2 separate regions of the Homo sapiens genome follow, and region 1 is linked to region 2. Evidence: read pairs that join two places in POLR2A ChIA-PET (ENCODE). Cell type or tissue: GM12878. All regions are shown on one strand. Links, peaks and the distances in the headings refer to the core of each region. The heading gives the core; the rest is flanking DNA.

What was found. Peaks named below come from ENCODE experiments on the same cell type or tissue, not always from the same donor. Only the 100,000 strongest peaks of a DNase experiment are listed, where the experiment ranks them.
Region 1: POLR2A ChIA-PET joins it to region 2 with 5 read pairs; 1 of 35 experiments calls an interaction of 5 or more read pairs at or near these places.

The regions. Positions count from the first base shown.
Region 1 is chr6:15,771,028-15,781,996 of GRCh38, reverse strand. No RefSeq gene overlaps it. Among named protein-coding and RNA genes, the nearest start is that of DTNBP1, 110 kb to the right of the region's middle. In GM12878, for the core only: no CTCF peak of the experiment used is centred there; a DNase peak (open chromatin) is centred at 5,256.
Region 2 is chr6:15,899,833-15,910,801 of GRCh38, reverse strand. No RefSeq gene overlaps it. Among named protein-coding and RNA genes, the nearest start is that of LINC02543, 90 kb to the left of the region's middle. RefSeq lists enhancers at 2,330-2,624, 4,591-4,770, 5,481-5,630, 8,383-8,442, 8,943-9,222 and 1 more. In GM12878, for the core only: no CTCF peak of the experiment used is centred there; a DNase peak (open chromatin) is centred at 4,817; H3K27ac peaks cover 3,403 bases.

The DNA.
Region 1 (10,969 bases), core at 3,176-7,175, 130 kb after region 2:
CTAGTTGGCTTCAGGCTGGCCCTAATCAACAGACTATGCTTGATTGCTTGGTAAGAGTGATACAAACCTGGTTTGTTTGTTTTTTTTAATGAATACAATTCTAGCTACTAAGAAATAGGGCTTCCTGGCCTGGAAATATGGAAACAGCAGCCCCCTAATAAAGTGAGGTGTTGGTGCCAGCTGTTCCAGGCTATCAGAAGAGTATCTTTTGTATCTAGGACACAGGTAATAGCAGGCTCACCCTGTTTTATTATATCTGAAATTCTGCAGTGCTTTTGCTTACACCCCAGGGCCACCTCTATAACTTAGGCTTGTGCCTTAAGATGGCTCTCTCCTTGATAAATCATACTGGTAATGTGAAATCAGTTTTAAAGCTGGGAAAGAACTGAATGTGTAATCGAAAAGCTGTACCCAATTTGCTCAGCCCAAGAATCTGACAGTTCGAAAGGTAGAACGTGCTTCATGCCAAGAGTGGATTGTGAAATGGATTAGAAAATCAAGGCTGTTATTGCAGGTGCTACTTTGCAGCTCATGGGTACCCCTGACAGCTGCAGAATAACCCCATCATTTTGATTATGACTATGATTTCAAGTCACTTTAACTGTATTTTTTTCCCTTAAACTATAGACAAGAATCAGGATTCAGAGTTAATTTCCTTCTCCTTACTAATCTGTGAAGAAAAATGAGCCTGTTTATCAGGTTCTTGGGAAGTTGGAAATTCAGCTAGATTTAGTAATACCCTATGACAAAGACAAAGTATTTCTGAGAGTAATAGAAGCAATATATAATGTGATATTCTAAAAGTGTGTTCAATTATGCATTAGATTAAAATGGAAAATAAATTATAGGTGAAATTGTACATAACAAAAAAGATTTCCAAGCTCCATCCCTGACCCACTTATAAAGAGCGATTTTCGGTAGGTCAGAATTCTGATATGGCAAAAGAAGTTGATGATCTCTTGAAGTTTGTCGAAATGGGTTTGACAGGTAGTATTAAATAATAATACGAATAGCTAATGAAAATGCTTATGTGCCAGGGGCAAAGCTAATCACGTCCATCTTTCTCATCATTGGCACAAAAAGAAGCATTCAATTAATGTTAGGTATTGTCACAGTTGTCGCCTATAACCATTACAATCCTATGAGTTATATACACTTATTGTCCCCATTTTGCAGATGAGAAAACTGAAGTCCTAAGACAATTTGCCCAAGCTTTCACAGCTGTATGTGCTAGACCTCGGGGATCTACTCATACTAGGTGACACAGGAATCCATGCTTTAGACTATCATGCTCTAGTGCCTCTCTGCTGTCCATGTTGCCCTTGTTCAAGTTGTCTTCATCCATGTGGCAAAATCAATTATGCAACTGAAAGTAAGAATCACATAGATTACATATGCAAATTTTAGCATTATAGGTAAGAGTGTGGGCTTCGAAACCAGCTCTGCTACTTACCAGCTGGGTCACCTTCTGCAAGTTACTTAACCTCTCTGTTTTATCATCTGTAAATTTGGATAATACTACCTCCCTCATAGGGTTATTGGAAGACAAAAGTTAATGTCCAATAAGTTTTCTGTAAATGTCACAGATTATATTACTAAATGTACCTGCTATCTTAAATGTAAATAGCCTCTCTGTGACATCTTTGCCTAAACAGTTTGTTTAAAATTTTAGTTAACATCTGAAAGACATTTTTCAACTTGGAAAGACACCATCATCCTGGCTGATAGCTGTAAATTCCAGAAGACTGAGCATGCCCCATACTATGAGTGATGGCCAGAGACAGCCTTAAGAGTCTATGATACCAAGTACACTTTGCTTTTGGAATTTGCAGACACTTGTGATCATGTGTGAAGATGACTTAAATGATCAGAGTCCTTTTTACGCTGACCATGTGTGACTGTCATTTCAGCTATAGCCACAGCTACTGCTTTCAGAACGGCCAGTTCAGTCAGCTCCTAGTTAGCAAGGAGGCATCTGCCATCATTGGAGAGACATGAGACACTCCAGGCAGGCTCTCCTGCCAGGAATTATTAACCCCAGATCTGTCATCCCACTATCACAGCGTCATCTCTCTACATCTCAAAAGGCTTTCTCTCTGGAAGAATCCATTAATAGGATTTAAATATGCCTGGAGGGGTCTACATCTTATCAGAACCTACCTTGATTGGCTAATCAGTTGACATCCTCTAGAAGCATCCTGGTAAAAAGTAAAACACTTTCAGGAGCTGGATCCAGGAGGGTAAGAGAGCAGGCAATGAAGCCAACCAATGGGGCTGTGTCCTGGTGTGGATCTCCAAGCCCCCAGGGGCATTAACCTTATCTTGACTATGAAGAGACATTCAATAAAATCGAGTTAACCATTTGTGCCTTTGTCCACAAGATAAAACAGAAAAACTTCTGAGACCCATTAATGCCCATATTCTTCACATGCCCACATTAAGGATTCCAGGAGCAGTCTGAGGCTTTCCAGAAAAAATGAAAGGCCCGATAATTAAATTGTTTGTCATTAACCATTAGTGAGTCACACATTTAAATCTAATTAAAAATCAGCTACTCTGCTTAATAACCGTTGCAAAGGAGGTAACTGTTCAGCAATTCTAAGCATTTAACCTCCATCTTTAGCAGGAATACACTCTTACCAAGGGCTGAGCCATCAGGGGCTTTCTTCTTTTTATTTATTTATTTATTTATTTATTTATTTTATTTATTTTTTGAGACAGAATCTTGCTCTGTTGCCCAGGCTGGAGTGCAGTGGCACGATCTAGGCTCACTGCAAGCTCTGCCTCCCGGGTTCCCACCAGTCTCCTGCCTCAGCCTCCCGAGTAGCTGGGACTACAGGCGCCCACCACCACGCCCAGCTAATTTTTTATGTTTTTAGTAGAGACGGGGTTTCACCACGTCAGCCAGGATGGTCTCCATCTCCTGACCTCGTGATCCGCCCGCCTCGGCCTCCCAAAGTGCTGGGATTACAGGCGTGAGCTACCATGCCCGGCCGGGGCTTTCTTCTTAAACGCAGTTTCTCTCAGGCAGGTTGAATTATCATCCATCTATTAATTATGCTGTCTTCAAATTCTTGGACGCTGATGTTATTCAATTATTTTTAAAGTGAAGCAAGAAAGGATCTGAATTTCATGCATATGACCAGAGAAGAAATTCTCTCTCCAGTTCTTCACAGTTAGAATAAAAAATTTCCTTACCTAGCAAAGAGACATTCAAAATTTATATTTAAGTGTTAATCTTGAAACCAAACTGTTTTATCTTCCATGTATTTGCTTTCTTTCCTCCAAAGTATGTTTACTCATTTTGAAATTCAAAGTGTCATAATTAGTTTTCACAAAAAAACTTACTGCCTCTGGGTTTTTCTTTAAATTTATTGAGGAAGAAACTGATTACTAAATTGTCACACTGATACCTTCATATATCCTTGTTCAATCCCCCACCCTGAAAATCACATTTGGATTTTTCAAACCTGTCCTACCTGTTCAGTTTTCTAGTTATGGAGATGCAATGATGGTAATCATATATGATCGTGACAGACAAGAACACTGTTCATAATTATTTCTTTCCTCTCCTTTCCTAATATAGTGTATAGAATCCAGAAACTATTGACTTAGACCAAGGACTCAACTTTTGTCAAAGCCTTAAGAGCTCTGTCCTCTTCTCCCTATTGGGAACCCCAGCAGAGGGAGGACATAGGCATATGGCAGTAACAGCTGGCTTGGAGGTCCCAGATGCACCCAGAAATCCTCACTTGTGACAGAGGATGTATGCTTTGGAGACAATAACAGATTTGGATCAAAATCTTGGCTCTGCCCTTGGTTGGTGGGACTTAAGAACATTGTTACCTAGCTTCTTGAGCCTGTTTCCACATTTACAGGAGTATGGATTAGACGAGGTCCATCACAGATTTGTAATAAGAATCAAACAAGGCCATCTTTTTTTTTGAAAACAGGGTCTCTCTCTGATGCCCAGACTGGAGTGCAGTGGCACTCCCTGCATACCAAGATCACAGCTCACTGCAGCCTTGAGCTCCTGGCCTCAAGTGATCTTCCTGCCTCAGCCTCCCAAAGTGCTGGGAATACAGGTCTGAACCACAGCACCTGGCCACAAGGCCACATTTGCAAGTGAATGGAAAAGATATTTAACGCATGTGAATTTCCTGCCTCGTCTCTGGCAATTGGTTATGAGTGTCTAACTCCCTCTATCAACCATTCTCCTGTTCAAAATCTTAATCTAGTCTTGTCCTTGGCTGCTGTCCTCAAGGAATAATGATTTATGAAGGTTCAGGTCAGAATGCTAATTTAAAAACCTTTGTAGCTGCTAGCGAGACTGACTTAAGCTACACATACAGAATAATAAATATGGCATATAGACTGGGTTGAATGGTGCAGCTCCCAAAGACACGCCCATGCCTTAATGCCTAGAATCTATGAATGCGATCTTATGTGGGAAAAGATTCTTTTCAGATGCAATGAAGTTAGGGATCTTAAGATGAGGAGTTCACCCTGGACGATCCAGGTGAGCCCTAAGTGCACTAACAGGTGCCTTTATAAGAGCGAGGCAAAGGGAAATTACACAGACATTACAGGAGAAGGTAATGTGGCCACAGAGAAAAGACTGGAGTGTTGCTGCCCAGGTCAAGGAATGCTGACGATCACCAGAAACTGGCAGCAGCCAAAAACAACCTGCCTCAGCCTCCTGATAGCTGGGACTACAGGCATGCACCCCTGTGTCTAGCTACATTTTTTTTTTGGTAGAAACAGGGTCTCACTATGTTGCCCAGGCTGGTTCCAATCACATTTCTACATGGCTGTCCATCCTTTGTTGAACCTAAGCATAAAAATGGACAATTCCCCTGTATCTTCAGGTCTTCATTCTGAAGTCTTCTGTGTATACACATGAAACTTGTACACCTTTTCTCCAATTAACCTGCCTTCTGTGAGCTGATTTTTCAGTGAAACTTCAGAGGGCCAACCCCAATAACAAAAAAGTTCCTACCCTTGGTAGAAAAGATTTCTAACCAGAACCCTTACTAAAACAATGGCAGTTGAGATGAGGTCAAGGGTAGATAGAAGAGTTCCTTAGAACATTAAAGTCATAATAAATCATTCTGCTTTAAATCATCGAAAGTGTCCCATGAGTATTATGGAGAAATAAGAAGAGAAACCATATTACCTTCACACTTACATATCACACTTCACACTTACATATCAATTTTAATGGTGCCTCTGAGTCACAAGTATCAATACACTTGACGTTATTACCAACAAGGGACTTTCCAGCCCCACCTTGCAACCAGCCAAATCTAGAAAACAAGGATAATGAGGACATCATCCATCACCCCTCCTGCATAATATGCAGTGCCCATAACCCCCAGCATTCTACCCTTAAAGAACAAAACTAAAGTGTTGGCTCAGTTCTCTAACCTTCTTTAAAAGCTTATATATCACCATTTGGCATCTTCAGGTTTGACTCATACAGGATATTGTGTTCTTTTCATGAGCACACAATGAGCTAAGGTTCTCTCAAGGGTATAGCTATATGCTTAGGAAGGAAAGTTTATAAGATTTTCTTCTTAACTCTACTAATTGAAAATTAGCTTTCTCATAAAAAAAATTTTGGTTTTTCCCTAGGGGTGTAGTACAATTGGAAGATCAGAAAACATCAAGAACAAAATATTAGATGGAATGTAAAACTGTATTAAGAGTGGTTTGGAACTCTTGAGAAACAGTGGGTGCCTTCAGTCCTTGTGCTATTATTGATTGGAGTTTGAGGCCACCGTCTGACATCTTAGTTCAAACAGGCTAATAGGCTTTTGAATCTTCACTGGGGAAAGGTAAGTGGAATCCAGCATCTTTTTTTTTTTTTCTCTTGAGACCAAGTCTCACTTTGTAGCCCAGGCTGGAGTGCGGTGGCACGATCTCGGCTCACTGCAAACTCCACCTCCCAGGTTCCAGTGATGGAATCCCGCATCTTTGATGAGATGCTATGAATTGCTTGGCTTGTGTTGCAATTCCTTTAGTAAGCATGTGACCTTTTACTTAAGTCAATACTCTCTCTGTCTTCGTTTCTTTCCCTTATTTGATACATTCCATTGTTCTCTTCCATAAATGGCAAGGAAACATCAGATAGCACTTTTAGATATTTTTGACTCTATTTTTTTCAGGAGAAAGTTTTATATAGGCATTTCCTGCTTCAAAATACAAGCTATCCATGGAGACTAAGTAGCTTATTATGGGTTAGAATACTAACTTCACATACTCCTGTACCTTTGTTCCAAACACATAGTAGGTACTCAACAAATATTAACAGTCTCCTGAGTTAGTATGTATGAAAGTACATGTTGAGCATCATTAAGTAAAAAGCACCAAATAAGTAAGTCATGAAGCAAAGAATAAGTCTTTAGTAGGCAGCAGGAAAAGACTAGAATGGACATGCGCAAAGCATGACCAAGGGACCAGTATTTAACCAGCACCTACTACATGTCAGGTACCATTTAGGCACTGGAAATGCAGTAGACAAGACAAGCCCCTCCTCTCATGGGACTGTCACTCTAGCTGGGGAAACTGACAATAAACAGTTAAACAAGTATAAGGCAAAACTGTGCGCTCTGCTTGAGATGAATATAGATATTCACCTGAAACCAAACATAAGTGTTCATTGACTTCTATATCAGCTGACTCTGGTGCTTTCCATCCTTCTATTTTAAACCCCCAAATTTTGACCTCTTACAGTACAGCATGCTTTAAACCAAAGACACCCATGTCTACAAGTCTAGGTTCAGAGCCTGCATTTTATTAAGGCCTTTTCCAAGTTTCTAACCTTACCCTTTGAAAACAAACTGAACTTCAAAATCATGAGTTATTTTTTAAAACAATATAAATAGATGAGATTAGCCCATCCCAGGAACCTCTCAGATGTAGTCTATCCATCCCTGTGACTTGGAGATTGTTTTCTAATGATATTGCAAACAATCTCAAATGAAACCAGCATAAAATACAGTCTGGAAAAATTGCAACTGCAGGTACTTATATAACAACATGATGATTGATAAGGAATATAGAAAAGAAAAAGGGGCTGGGCACAGTGGCTCACGCCTGTAATCCCAAGCACTTTGGGAGGCTGAGGGGGGTAAATCACCTGAGGTTAGGAGTGTGAGACCAACCTGACCAACATTCCAAAACCCCCATCTCTACTAAAAATTTAAAAATTATCCGGGCGTGGGGGCGGCGCCTGTAATCCCAGCTACTCAGGAGGCTGAGGCAGGGAGAATCGCTTGAACCCTGGAGATGGAGGTTCCAGTGAGCTGAGATCATGCCGCTGCACTCCAGCCTGGGCAACAGAGTGAGATTCTGTCTCAAAAATAAAGAAAATAAAAGAAAAAGGAAAAATGAATCTATATCACGGCCCAGAGCAGGCACCAAAAGTCTAAACCGGTTTCTCATGGTGTGTTCTGCAGATCTAGTAATGGGGGTATTCGTTTATTCAGATCTTTAACAAAATATTTATGCCATGTCAGACACTCTTTGAAATACTGGATACAGCAATGAAAAAGTAAAAGTCCTTCTCAGGGAGCTTACATCCTAGTTGTGGGGGAGGCAGGGGGTGCAGATAGTAACAAAATATGCACACATACACATATATACACACAGTGACATGCTGAAAAATGCTATGAAGAAACACAAAGCAGATATATTTTAAATAAGATGGTTAGAAAATGAGTGGTCATTTGAGCAGAGACCCTAATGAAATGAGGAAGTGAGCCATGCTGATGTCTGGAGAAGAGCATTCCTCACAGAAAAAAACCAGCAAGTGCAAAGGTCCTGAGGCAGGAGGATGAGCAAGGAAGCCGGTGTGCCTGCAGCAGAGTAAGCCAAGGGCAAAGTGGTGGGAGGTCAAATCAGAGAAGTAATGGAAGGTCAGATCAGGTAGGGCGTCATAGGCCACTCTAAGAATTGTGGCTTTTGCTGTGACTGAAATGGGAAGCTATTGGAGGATTTTGAGCAGAGGAGTGACACAATCTGACTTGAGTTTTAAAAGCTGCTGTATGAAGAGTACACTATGGGGAACAAGTTTGGAAGCAGGGAGACCACTTAGATAGCTAATGTAATAGTCCGGGAGGAAGCTGGCAGCAGTTTGGACTAGGATGGTCAGAATGAAACTGCTGAGTAGTAGTCAGATTTGGGATATGTTTTCACAGAGCCAATAGGATTTGCTGATTTTTACATACAGAGTGTTAGAAAAAGAGAGCCTCCAAGATTTGGGGATCAAGCAATTGGAAAGTGAAGTTAACATTTACTAACTTGGGGGAGATGAGAACTAGCTGGGAAAGGCAGATTTCAAGAATCTGGTTCTGAACACGTGAAGGCTGAAATGTCTGTTATACATCCAAGAGGAGCTATTGATTAGACAGATTATGCCAGGCCAGAAATGAGGGCTGGTATCATAGGTGAGAAACTTCTATGATCAAGGGATTTGCAAATGCTGGGTTAAGCATAACAGGTTGCTTTACTCGAGAAGTTCTTAAAGTCTTTAATTCATATGTACTTTGTGAACATCTAAGAGAAGGATTTAAGTTTTATCAAACTTATTTAACTACGGCACACTTAGTTTGGGGGTTTTCAGTCACACAACAGGCATACCTTGGAGATATTGTGGGTTTGATTTTAGACCGTTACAATAAAGCAAATATTGCGGTAAAACAAGTACATAAATTTTTTAATTTTCTAGTGCATATAAAAGTTATGTTTATACTATACTGTAGTCTACTATGTGTGCAATAGCATTATGGCTTTAAAAACAATGTACATACCTCAACTTAGAAATGCTGTACTGCTAAAAATTGCTGAAACTGACACATGAAATGAGCAAGTGTTGTTGGAAAAAATGGTGCTGATGGACTTGCTTGACTCAGGGTGGCCACGAAATTCAACTTGTTAAAAAACGCAGTATTTGCAGAGCACAATAAAGTGAAGAACAATAAAATGAGGTACACCTGTATTATTCCATAGGCCACCCAATACTGAAGACAGCCAATACTAGTTTTTTAATAGAAATGTCTCCACCTTTAAGCAGATAACACACAAAGCAATATGAGTTTGGAGTTTATATCCTTTCATCAGTACCTGATTAGTTTTCTGCATTTTAGTATTTCCACCTGTGAATTAATAGAACCTCATTCTACTTTAGGTAGCAGATTCTTATGAGTTTGGTTAGATGAATCAGATGTCAAGACCTTGGTCAGTTCATCCCTTAGGTGAACTAATAAAGACAAGCTTCTAAACCTGCAAAGCAAAGGGCTCAACCTCATGAAGCCTAGGCTGAAAGACTACAACCTGCCTTTGTTCATTACTTTTCTTCAACTCAATAGGCCTCCATCTCTCACACTGATCTTCACCAGTTTTATCCTAGGACCTCTTGTCCTATCACCATCACGGTGCTCTTCCCTGGTGATCTCGTGTTTTCCCATAACATAAACCACATATACAGCAAATACTCACAAATCTACATCTCCAATTCTGGCTCTCCCCTGAATTCTAGGATGCTATTTCCAACTACTGACAGCATCTGTACTGCAGTGTCCTAGAAGCATCTCAAACTCAATGTTTCCCGAACGGAGATCAAGCTTTCCCCCAGAGCGTATTCTTCTTCCTGAGATGTCTGTTTCAATGTATACCACCATCGTGCTCCTGTTGCCCCAAATAGAAACTTAGAGTCATCCTCCTTGCATTGCCTCCATCTTCCTCATCAATGATATGCAGTCGTTCATCAGGTCCAGCCATGACGACTTTCTAAATCTCTCCCAGTCTTTCTCCTCTTTCTCCTCCACTGTCATTACCTCAGTTCAGGTCCTCACTTTTTTACCTGAATTGTCTCATTAGCTTCCAGATGGTCTTCCTGATGACCGGATGGGACTACCATCAACCAGAACTCCTAGTTACTGCCAGAGTTACCATGTCAAACAGAAAACTGGTTGTGTACCTCCCTTGACTAAAAGTCACCACTCACCTCCAGAAGAAAGCTTTACAATAGCTTCAGTGACTTTCATAGTCTGGCCCAACTGGTATTCTCTACCTCGCCGCCCACCATGCCCCAAGACACACAGAGCAATTCCTTCTCCCCATGACTCAAACTTTCATTCCTCTGTGCCTTTGCACATGCTGGAGTCTTGCCTTTGCTGAGAACACATCCCCTCTCTCTTTGCCCCGTCCACACCAGCATCCCTTGTCAGCTTTATCGCAAGTAAAACCTCCGTTGCAGAGTCTTCTTCCCAATCATCAAACAGTCAGATCCCCTTCTCTCTGGGCACCAATAATCTTTATATGGAACACAGGCTTTCCCTGACCTTGGCAGCCTGGAGATACAATAGAAGAATATGGATCATCAGAGTGAGAATCCCCTCTTCTCAGTCCCTAACAACAAAAGTTTCAGGCATTTGGGTTTGCATAGAATGAATGAAAACTCTGTAAGTGAGTGTTTTTAAGGCTAAGTCAGAAAATGATGACACTGATGACAATGATGCTTAGCCACATATAGGTCAAAGAACCAAACCCATGAAGGACTGAAGAGTGGAATAGCAAAGTATCAGGAGACTGGGGCTGAGAATTTGTTCAGCAACCAAAGGGAGCTCTGAGAAACTGAGTTGTCTTCTGGTCCCATCAGCAGCTGGAGTTCATGAATCTTATTCTAGAGTTCAGCTATTCTTTCCACGTCTGCTTCTCTCTGGGTCCGTCCATATCTGCCATTCCAGATCTCTTTCTATCTCATATCCATACTCTCAACAACAGAGATTCTGAGTAACAGACCACCTTGGAGGCCCCTGGAAGACCTTTAATATGTCTCTCTTAGATCAGGTACTCCAAACAGTTATGGTTATAAGGGTTGCAAGCTGTAGAGCAGAGTTCTCAGCAGTGACCAGAGACACGGCAAGTATTACAATGGCTTGTCAAGTTCAAACACCTTCCTTCT
Region 2 (10,969 bases), core at 2,427-6,426:
AGACTCCATCTCGAAAAGAAAATAAATAAAAAAAATAAAATGTATTAAAATTTACAATGTGCCTCTGGACTCCTACCGTCCTTTGAAATTTCTAGATATATTTAAGTTAAAGTTAATTAAAATTTATTTCTTTTGAGAATGTCTTAACCCTCATAGAGAGCACTGGAGACCACCTATGGTGCCTCTAGTGTTGTGATTCAGTTCTCTCTGAAATTGTTTTCTAACCACAAACAGAAAGCACTCAAACCAAGATATTTAGGTGCTCCTTTAAATAACAATTCATATACTGTCTCTGTTTGCCTGGGCAGATTTCCTCTGTATTATTCTATCCTTAAATAAAATCTATAAGAGGCCATTGTTTTGGACTGAGCACCTGCATTAAGCCCCAACACACCAAACCAAAATGCAATCACTCATGATAAGTGCCACATAAGCAAACAGAAATTTTAAAAAACAGAAAAATACCCAAACAGGCCAGTTTTCAAAACAAACAAACAAACAAACAAACGCAACCCAGGAGATTCATAGCAACTAATCAAAAGAAGCCCAGTCAACCTGAGCCAGTGTTAAGGAAGTCCCATCTCCTTTCACCCATACAAGGAAAATAACCCAGAGTCAGCTGATGTTGACCAATCTGCTTTTTGCTGTTTTCCTCGTTCCCGCTCAGGTGCCTTACAAAAATCCACTGTTCTGCCATTCCTGACAGTCTATTTCAGAGACTGGACACTGCCTGGATTATGAATTGCTAATAATAGCCAATTCGATCTTTAAAGCTCAATGTGTTGGAATATCATGCTTTGACACTGTATTTGATAGTGTCGGGAAAAACCACCCTCCTATGGCCCTGACTTAAGAACCTAAAGAAAGCTGCTCTACGGAGTGCCCACAAGGCACTAGGTCCACATATTTTTAGTTCGTGTTATCTTCCTAACATACCTGCAAGCCATGCCTTTACCTTTGCCTCATAGGTGAGCAAAGTGAGGCTCCACAATGGTAAACAACTTACCCCAGGTCACATTGTCACACAGGTGGAGGGAGCAGGATTTGAATTCAAGACTGCTGCCACCAGAGCCACCTTGCCTGCTGCCCACGACCCTTGGACTTTGGGAGCTTCCCCTGAATCAGGTCTGCTGCAAGGACAGCCTCAGCATGCTCTCCCTAACTAGCCCTTTAGAACCTCGGGACCCAATAAAGGCTAAATCGTCCTCTTTAACTATCTCATTCTGCTTGTCTTTTCAGCCCTCTACTCATTTACAGAGATTACTTTAGGGCCTTCCTCCCTCCAGGTGCTCAGAGCTGTCATTATCAGAGATGAAAAAATCCCTGTCTGTATCTTCCTGATACGAGTTTCACACGAAAGTTAATGTCACAGTACAGCCTGCTTCTCCACAATCAAGCTCCTGAACCCTGCTTTTTTACAACCCTTCTATTATTGATTGATTGATTTGATGCATTATATTTGAATGTATTTACAGGGTACATGTGAAATTTTGTTACATGGATAGTCGGTAATGATAAGTCAGGGCATTTAGGGTTTCCAGCACCCAAATATTTATCATGTCTATGCGTTTAGTACATTTCAAGTCTTTATACTGGCTATACAGATTTGCTCATAGACTTTCTTCATAGCCACACACACACCCCGTCTCTCACACCTCATATATACTCCTCAGAGACACGCACATAAACACCCACACACCTAACATACTATACACAGACCTCACACACACACACACACACACGCACACACACATGCATCTTCCACCACACGCATGTTCATCCCCAGTGCTTTGCCCACCAGTAACCCCTTCATCCTTTGAGATTCACCTCCCTCAGGAAGTCTTTCCTTGATACCATCACCCCACAGCTGAATGAGGAGAATCTCTTGGGATCCCATCCCACTCTCCCTGTCCTACCCATTATTTTATCATTGGCTGTTTTCCGCAGCAGCAGGTGGGCTCCCAGAGGCCAGAGCTGAGCATTATTCACATTTGGGTCCCCCATCTTCCCTCCCCAACACCCTGTACCAGGAATGGCATCCAGCGCTCAGAATCTCAGTAAATACTTCTGGAATGTATGAGTGAGCTCTATTTCGGTGATAAAGAGCCCACTGGATTAATCTGCATAGCCTCCTGACTCCAGACTATCTGGGTCCAAACACCAAACATTATAACCTGATGCTAAATCTCTCTGGACTGTGGTGTGCTCATCTGTGAAGTGGAAATGATGTCAATGGCAATTAACACCCGACTGGCTGGCGGAGGAGATTCAATGAGGTTTTACACATATGTAGACCTACGTATATTAGTATGAAGCAAATAACATGATTTTCAATCCTTACGTGGGGAAAGTAAAACCACACAGCTCCCTTTGGAAAAACCACCCCTGATGCCTCATCTGACCAGGGAAACCGATGATTCTTCCGCCTTCCGGGGCCTCTCTCTTATCACAAGCAGACAGGTGGCCCAAGCACAATGGATTCAATCCATAATGGACTCCCAATCCAGTCTAACCGGTCTGGGCATCTCTGCCCCTAGGGGACTGAGCCCTTAATAAACAGATGTGTCTTCCAGCTCAGAACTGCAGACATGTGCGTGCTCATGTTTATGTCAGTAGCCTTTGTTCTAAATCCATACCAATACCCGTTTAGTATTTCTAACAGATTGGTTCTTTCTGATGTGACTGTCTGAACAAATGAAAAGCATTTCCCTGTGGCCTACCTGTCACACTTTTTTCCGTCCTCTAATTGAGAACACTTTCAAACCTCTCCAACTCCTGTTTGCCTCGCAGTAAGGTGAAGATTTGATTTCTTCCCTATTACAATTTTCTTTTGAGTCAAAACGAGTATCTTGGAAAAAAACAAGTATAGCTAAGGGAGAGGGCAAGTCCAGAAAAGCATATATAAGTTTGTGAGCCAAAATAAGGTTAGTGGTTCTGAAACTGCCATTGCAAAATTGTAACTGAAACAGTGAAAGAGATCCGACCTAAGCAACTTCATCTTGCTTCTAAACGTCAAGCTGTCCTTGTTCATTCCTGGGCATAGGCTGAACTAATTTGGGGAGGAACTTAGTTTACAGTTTAAAACAAAGACGATAACAGCCCTTTCCCCAAAGAAGCCTCCTTGTTGCCTGGGGACTAGACTGCCTTTGTAGGACTAACAGATTAGCCACAGATTAGAAATTATGGTCTAGGAGTCATGCAGCTGGAGGCTACAAGATTCTGACCCTCCCTAAACTGCTCCTAAGATCAGTGCTTGAGATATTTTGCAGACCCTGCACTTGATGGATCAGCTGGCACAGCTGGCACCACCCAGGTGGATAAACTGGCTCACCTGATCTTGTGGCCCCCACCCAGGAACTGACTCAGCACAAGAGGACAGCTTCAGTTCCCTACGATTTCATCTCTGACCTGACCAATCAGCACTCCCGGCTCACTGGCTTCTCCCCACCCACCAAGTTGTCTTTATGTTATTTATTTATTTTTTGAGACAGGGTCTTGCTCCGTAGCCCAGGCTGGAGTGCAGTGGTGCCATCTCAGCTCACTGCAACCTCTGCCTCCCTCGATCAAGTGATTCTCCAGTCTCAGCCTCCCGAGTAGCTGGGACTGCAGGCGCAGTCACCACGCCCAGCTTATTTTTGTATTTTTAGTAGAGATGGGGTTTCTCCATGTTGGCCAGGCTGGTCTCGAAGTCCTGACCTCAGGTGATCCACCCACCTCGGCCTCCCAAAGTGCTGGGATTACAGGTGTGAGCCACCGCGCCCAACCATCAAGTTGTCTTTAAAAGATCCGATCCCAGAATGCTCGGGAAGACTAATTTGAGTAATAATAAAATTCTGGACTCCCACACAGCCGGCTCTGTGTGAATTACTCTTTCTCTATTGTAATTCCCCTGTCTTGATAAATTGGTTCTGTCTAGGCAGCGGGCAAGGTGAACCCATTTGGCGGTTACAGTTCCAGTCCAGCCAGATGCCAGCCAGCGTGTGGGAGGCCCAGGCAGAGCAGTCTCAGCTGTAGATCCCTGGCGGTGGGCAACACCCCTCCCCACAGGTTCATGGTAACCTTTTCGCAAGACATCTGCCTCCTCAGATACCAGCATCCCAAATTCCTGCATGGCAATTTCATCCACTACAAATACCATACATTAGTATACATTAGAGAGAAGGGGAAATTGCATGATTTTTCTGGTGAAAGGCTAAGTGAGAAGGTGGGGGAGGAAGGCAAGCTCAATTCTACCTTAACTTGCTGGAAACAGATTGCATTCCTCCTTTCTGTTCCTCACTGTGCTGCCTTTGGTATTTCAGGCCCACAGTGCGTGCAACGGATTCCTCATTTGATTACATTGCTTGATATTTCATAAATTCTGAAAGATTGGCCTAATAGGGATGGAAGAGAAGATAGAATCATTTCTGGGTGCTGCATGTATGCCCTCCTGTCCCCACAGCTGTACCCTTTCTGGAAAAGTTGCCTGGGGCTCAGCCTAACAAGGGGAGGGAGGAAGCCTTCATCCAGTAAGAATCGGGGTAGGGCTCCAGCCATGTACCTCAGTGCATTTCAGCTGAGCACTTGCTATGGGCAAGTACTGCCCCAGGCCCTCGACATAATATCGTATGAGCTACTTGACAAATGATTGGAGGTCTGAGTATATGGGGGATGGGGGGAATTTGCGTTGCCTGACATGCACAATGAAGATAGCAGCAAGTAGCCTCAGAGCAGGGAGTGGGAGTACTGTGTGGGAGACAAGCACTCAACTCTTGATCTGGAATGTTTATCCTTGTCCTGGGCCCCAACCCACAGCTCATTGACCCATGATGTCCTCTACCCTCTGCTTCACCAAAGACACAGCAACAGAGAGAAACAGAAAGAGGAAGAGGAAAGTGAGTCACAGGGAATAACTGTCACATAGCTCTTTATCACTTAAATTTTTACCTTTTAAAATAGGTGCTGCATGAATACGTAACCCAATTCAATAATGTAAACAGTGAAGACTAAGTCCTCACCCACACCTGACTCCCCGCAACCAGTTCCCATCCCCAGATGAAATTGCCTTTGCAAAAATTGTAACAGTGAGAAAATTATGACAGTGAAAGATATCTGATCTAACCAACCCCCACCTTGCCTTTAACCTCCAAGCTGCCCTTCTTAATTATTCCTGGGCTTTTGCCAAGCTAACTTTGCGACACATTTGGTTTATAGTTTAAATGGTAATAGCCCTTCTCCAAAATTAAATGCCTTTGTAAAGAGAGTGAAATGCCACGGGGAGGATGTGAAGAACCTGAATTCTGCTAAGGTATAGATGTAAATGATTACCACCATTATTCTGGCGATCACAAGATTTGCAACTTCCCCAATTACCCCTGCAGGTAACGTCTCTACTGTGGAACCTAAGACTGGCCTTTTGAGATGTCTTTTCAGGTTTTTGCATTTTGGCAATAGCTCCACCCGGACCCACAGGCCCCTGCCCACCAGTCTTGATCTCATCCAGAAGCAGACTCCCTGGCCCAACGAACTATCCTTGAAAAATCCTAGCCTCTGAATCTTCTGGGAGATCAACTTGAGTAACAACTCTGTCTCCCACATGGCATGGCCAGCCTCGTGTCTACTAAACTCTTTCTTCATTACAATCCTGTGGTCTCAGTGAATTGGTTTTGTCTGTGCAGTAGGCAGGAAGAACCCGCTGGGCAGTTACACAGAGACCACCTCCTCTACCAATTCCCTGTGGATGACTCCAGAGGGGTTCTGTGCATATTCAAATGCTTGCATTGCTATACTTTATGAAGTACTTTAACCAAAACAACAAAGCACACTGAGAGCCAAAGATTTTGTTGTGGCAAAAGTGTTACTGAAGCCACCTTTGCAAAAATTATAACTGACAAAATCATTACAGTGAAAGAGATCTGACCTAACCAACTCCATCTTGCTTCTAACCTCCAAGCTGTCCTTGTTCATTCCTGGGCATAGGCCGAACTAAGTTTGGAAGGAACATATAGTTTAAAACAAAGATAGTAACAGCCCTTTCCCAAAACAAATCCCCCTCCTGCCCGGGGACTAGACTGCCTGTGCAGGACTAACAGATTAGCCCCAAGATTAGAAATTATGGTTTAGGAGTCATGCTGCTGGAGGCTGCAAAATTCTGAATGTCCCCAAATGCTCCTGGGGATAACGTCACTAATATAAAACCTAAGTTCTGTGTTTGAAATATTTCGCAGACCCTGTACTCCATGGATCAGCTGGCACCACCCAGATCGATAAACTGGCTCATCTGGTCTTGTGGCCCCCAACCAGGAAGTGCTCAGTGCAAGAGGACAGCTTCAACTCCCTTTGATTTCCTCTCCAACCCAAACAATCAGCACTCCCAACTCACTGGCCCCTACCCACCAAATTATACTTAAAAATTCCAATTCCCAAATTCTCAGGAAGACCGATTTGAGTAATAATAAAATTTCATACAGCCAGCTCTGCATGAATTGAAATCTTTCTCTAATGCAATTCTCCTGTCTTAATAAATCAGCTCTGTCTAGGCAGAGGGTAAGGAGAACCCATGGGGCAGTTACATTATTACATTGGATTCTCATAGCAATCAATGCTATGCAGATCTCTCAGATGAGTTAGGTGAGTTATAGGTTGGTTCAAGTCACTACCTGATATGGTTTGGCTGTGTCCCCACCCAAATCTCATCTTTTTTTTCTTCTTTTTGAGAGATAAAGTCTCACTCTGTTGCCCACGCTGGAGTGCAGTGGCACAATGTCTACTCCCTGCAACCTCTGCCTACCAGGTTCAAACGATTCTCCTGCCTTAGCTTCCCAAGTAGCTGGGACTACAGGTGTGTGCCACCACGCCCAGCTAATTTTTGTATTTTTAGTAGAGACATGGTTTCCTCATGTTGGCCAGGCTGGTCTCGAACTCCTGACCTCAAGTGATTTGCCCGCCTTGGCCTCCCAAAGTGCTGGGATTACAGGTGTGAGCCACTGTGCCTGGCCCCAAATCTCATCTTGAACTGTAGTTCACATAATTTCCACATGTCATAGGAGGGACCCTGTGGGAGGTAATTGAATCATGGGGACTGTTACTCCATGCTCTTCTCATGATAGTGAGATCATGAGATCTGATGGTTTTATAAGGGGCTTTCTCCCCACTTTGATCTGCACTTCTCCTCGCTGCCACCATGTGAAGACAGATGTGTTTGCTTCCCCTTCTACCATGATTGTAAGTTTCCTGAGGTCTACCCAGCCCTGTGGAACTGTGAGTCAATTAAACTTTTTTCCTTTATAAATTACCCAGTCTTGGGTATGTCTTTATTAGCAGCGTGAGAATGGACTAATACACCACCCAAGTCAGTTTATTCAACCAAGTATCTGTGAAACTACTATATCCATCAGCTAGGGCTGCTGTAACAAGTTACCACAAACTGTGTGGCTTAAGACAACAGAAATGTATTCTCTAACAGTTCTGGAGGTTAGAAGGCCAGAATCAAGGTGTCATTGGGGTTGGTTCTTTCCGGAGGTTTAGAGAAAGGATCTGCTTCATGTCTTTCTTCTAGCTCCTGGTGGTTGCCAGCAATCCCTGGCATTCCCTGGCTTGTGGCAGCATCACTCCAACCTCTGCCTCTGTCTTCACATGGCCTCCTAACCTGTGTGCATCCTCTGTGTCTGTGTCCACATTTTCCTCTTTTTCTAAGGACACCAATTATTGACTTTAGGGCTCAACCTAATCTAGTATGACTTCATCTTAAACTTAATAAAGATCCTATTTCCAAATAAGGTCACATTCACAGGTTCTGAGTAGAAATGAATACTGGGGAGAGACTATTCAACCCTACGGCAACCTTAAGAAGCCGTTTAACCTCTCTTAGTCTCAGCCTCTTTATCTGTACCACAAAGCATTCTTGTGAGGATGAAATGAGAAATCCAGTGAAAACAGTTCAGCATCAGCTTTGGTAGTCCAAAATGTTAGCTGCTATTGCTGCTAACCTGTCATCATCATCATCTTTCTTCTTCATCTTCATCAGCCACTAGAATTATTATTTTTTGAGACAGAGTCTTGCTCTTTTTGCCCAGGCTGGAGTGCAGTGGCACCATCTTGGCTAACTACAATCTCTGCCTCCCGGGTTCAAGCTATTCTCCTGCCTTAGCCTCCCAAGTAGCTGGGACTACAGGCACCCACCACCATGCCCAGCTAATTTTTGCATTTTTAGTACAGACGGGTTTTCACCATTTTGGCCAGGGTGGTCTTGAACTCCTGACCTCAGGTGATCCGCCCACCTCGGCCTCCCAAAGTTCTGGGATTACAGGCATGAGACACCACACTGGCCAGTCACTGGAATTATAGGAGCTATGAGAGACAAAAGGGACAGCTCACAGTCTCCACTCCCAAGTAGGTTCTGGTTTAGCTGTGGACACTCCACTAACATCCCTTACAGGCTAAAGTGCTGAGTGCTATGGTTAGGACTGCCAAGGAAGAGGAGGCCAGGGTGGATGTCACCTGAGTGGACAGCACAAAAGGCACCCAACACAAGTAAGTTTTTTTTTGTTTTATTTTATTTTAGCCAGGGTCTCGCTCTGCTACCCAGGCTGGAGTGCAGTGGCACAATCATAGCTCACTGCAGCCTCAACTTCCTGGGCTCAAGCAATCCTCCCACTCAGTGTCTTGAGTAGCTACGACTACAGGGGGGTGCCACCATGTCTGGCTAATTTTTTAGTTCTTGGAGAAATGGGGACTCACTAATATGCCCAAGCTGGTCTTAAATTCCTGGGCTCGAGTACATCTCTTGCCTCACCCTCCCAAATTGTTGGGATTACAGGCATGAGCCACCATGCCCAGCTTTGAAAGGATTCTTAGGAGCAACATGGACCCCAACGGAGCTATGACTCACTGCCTTGAAGGGAGTGGTCTCTTCATTTCCATGCCATGAAACGTGCTCAAGGGCACACAGTCATATCACTCCTGAAGCTGAGATGCTTTCACTTCTCCTTGAAGAAGCATATCTCTAACCAAAATAACATTGCCTGTCATTTTGGTGAAACATCTTTGAGGTTTTGAGCTCATGGGAGTCCCAGGGGAGGAGAAACGTCTGACCTTCTTTACTAACCTTAAAGTCTCAGACAAAAATCATAGGTGGAGCTCTTCCCATCTGAATTTGCAATGCCTGTACAAAGTTAGCTGCCACGTGAAAACTATAAAGTGTGTGTTAGAATGTTTCTACTGTTAGAGTAGATAGGCAGATATGAGCAGGGCAGGAGAGGGCACCCCCAGGAGTGTCAGGTGACCATCAGGTGATGATCAGGCGGTTGTTAAACTCTCTCTGAAATGATAATTGGTCACAGCCGGCACCAGGCAAAGACAGGCTCCCAGTAGATAGAAAATACCTGGAGCTGGTGATCAGCAGCTTCTCAATAAGAGTTCAGGGGTTGGACAAGCAGGCCCAAGCATGCACACTAAGAGGCAAAGTGGCAGGTATATGACCTTCACCTGGGAACAGTCGACCGGTAAAGGAAAATTGCCCCTAGAGAGCATGCGCGCAACTGCAGTAAAATAAACTATGCACGCAGTCACCCTCCCAAGTGCTGAGCAACACTGTGCATGTGGTGGTTGAGCAACAGCCCGCCCCAAGGGAAGGATCAAGGGAGGAGAAAAGAAAGCCCCAAAATCATGCCAATGTATAAATCCCCAAGTCAAAGGCTGAATGGGGCGGTTGGCCTCTCAAGTTGCCAGCTTGGCCTTTTTCCATATGTACTTTGCTTCCTTTTGCTTCTGCTCTAAAACATTTTAATAAACTCTCATCCCTGCTCTAAAACTTGCCTCAGTCTTTCCCTTTGCTTTAAACCTGTGTCTGCCCCTCAGCAGAATTTTTTCCTCCAAGGAGACAAGGATCGAGTTTGCTGCAGATTTGTGTGAATTCCACCACTGGTAACACTACCACTGCTGGAAAGCTTGAGATGTTGCGTGCAAGAGACCTAGAGTCAAAAACATCCATTGTTGGCTGGGCTCACGCCTGTAATCACGAGGTCAGGAGTTCAAGACCAGCCTGGCCAAGATGGTGAAACCCCATCTCTACTAAAAATACAAAAAAACTTAGCCAGGCACGGTGGCGGGCGCCTGTAATCCCAGCTACTCAGGAGGCTGAGGCAGAAGAATAGCTTGACCTCGGGAGGCGGAGGTTGCTGTGAGCTGAGATTGCACCACTGCACTCTAGCCTGGGCAGCAGAGCAAGACTCCATCTCCAAAAATAAAAATAAAAATAAAGTACATTGCTAAAAACCATACTTTGGAGCACTCAGTGGCTGTTTAATTGAGAGTGCAATTGGGATTTCCTTTTTTCTAACCTTTCCATGTGGAGAGGACTCTGGAAAAATAGTGACTGCTGGCCTGTGCATGTACACGTCTGAAGTGTACTGCTGAAGTAACTAGCTTTCTTTAATCTGCAGAAGACCTTGCCTTTCATACTGGTATTATAAATAAGATGAATTCTGTTCATCAATAAGTAGGGACTTAAAGACAAAATTGTTCCTTTAATAATAGATCCGCTGGGCAAAAATAATCTGATTGGCTTCTTTGATATGAGATGAAAGATAAATTGATTCATGTAAATGTGTTTCCCTTTGGAGAGTACTCCAGTGCACTGAGTTGGGGCACAACATGATATAATTAATAGTTGTCATAGCAATGGGTTATATTGCTAAAATCCAGATGTGAGTTGGCTATTAGGGTTTCACAACATGTATGGAGGCTGGATTTATAGACCATCCCATAAAACTTCCATACATCCAATGTATCTATACTAAATAGTCTTAGCTTACATTCTTGGTCCTCTAAGCAGAAATCAAATGCCTGATCATATCACTGGAATTTTCTAGAAGTGTTTGGAAATTAAATTCTTCCCACTGAATGGTCAGGTCATGTATCCTGATGTTCTTTTTGAAACTGCAGCTGCTGTAATCCTTTGGTATGGTGAGGAAGATGAGCAGATGAAGAA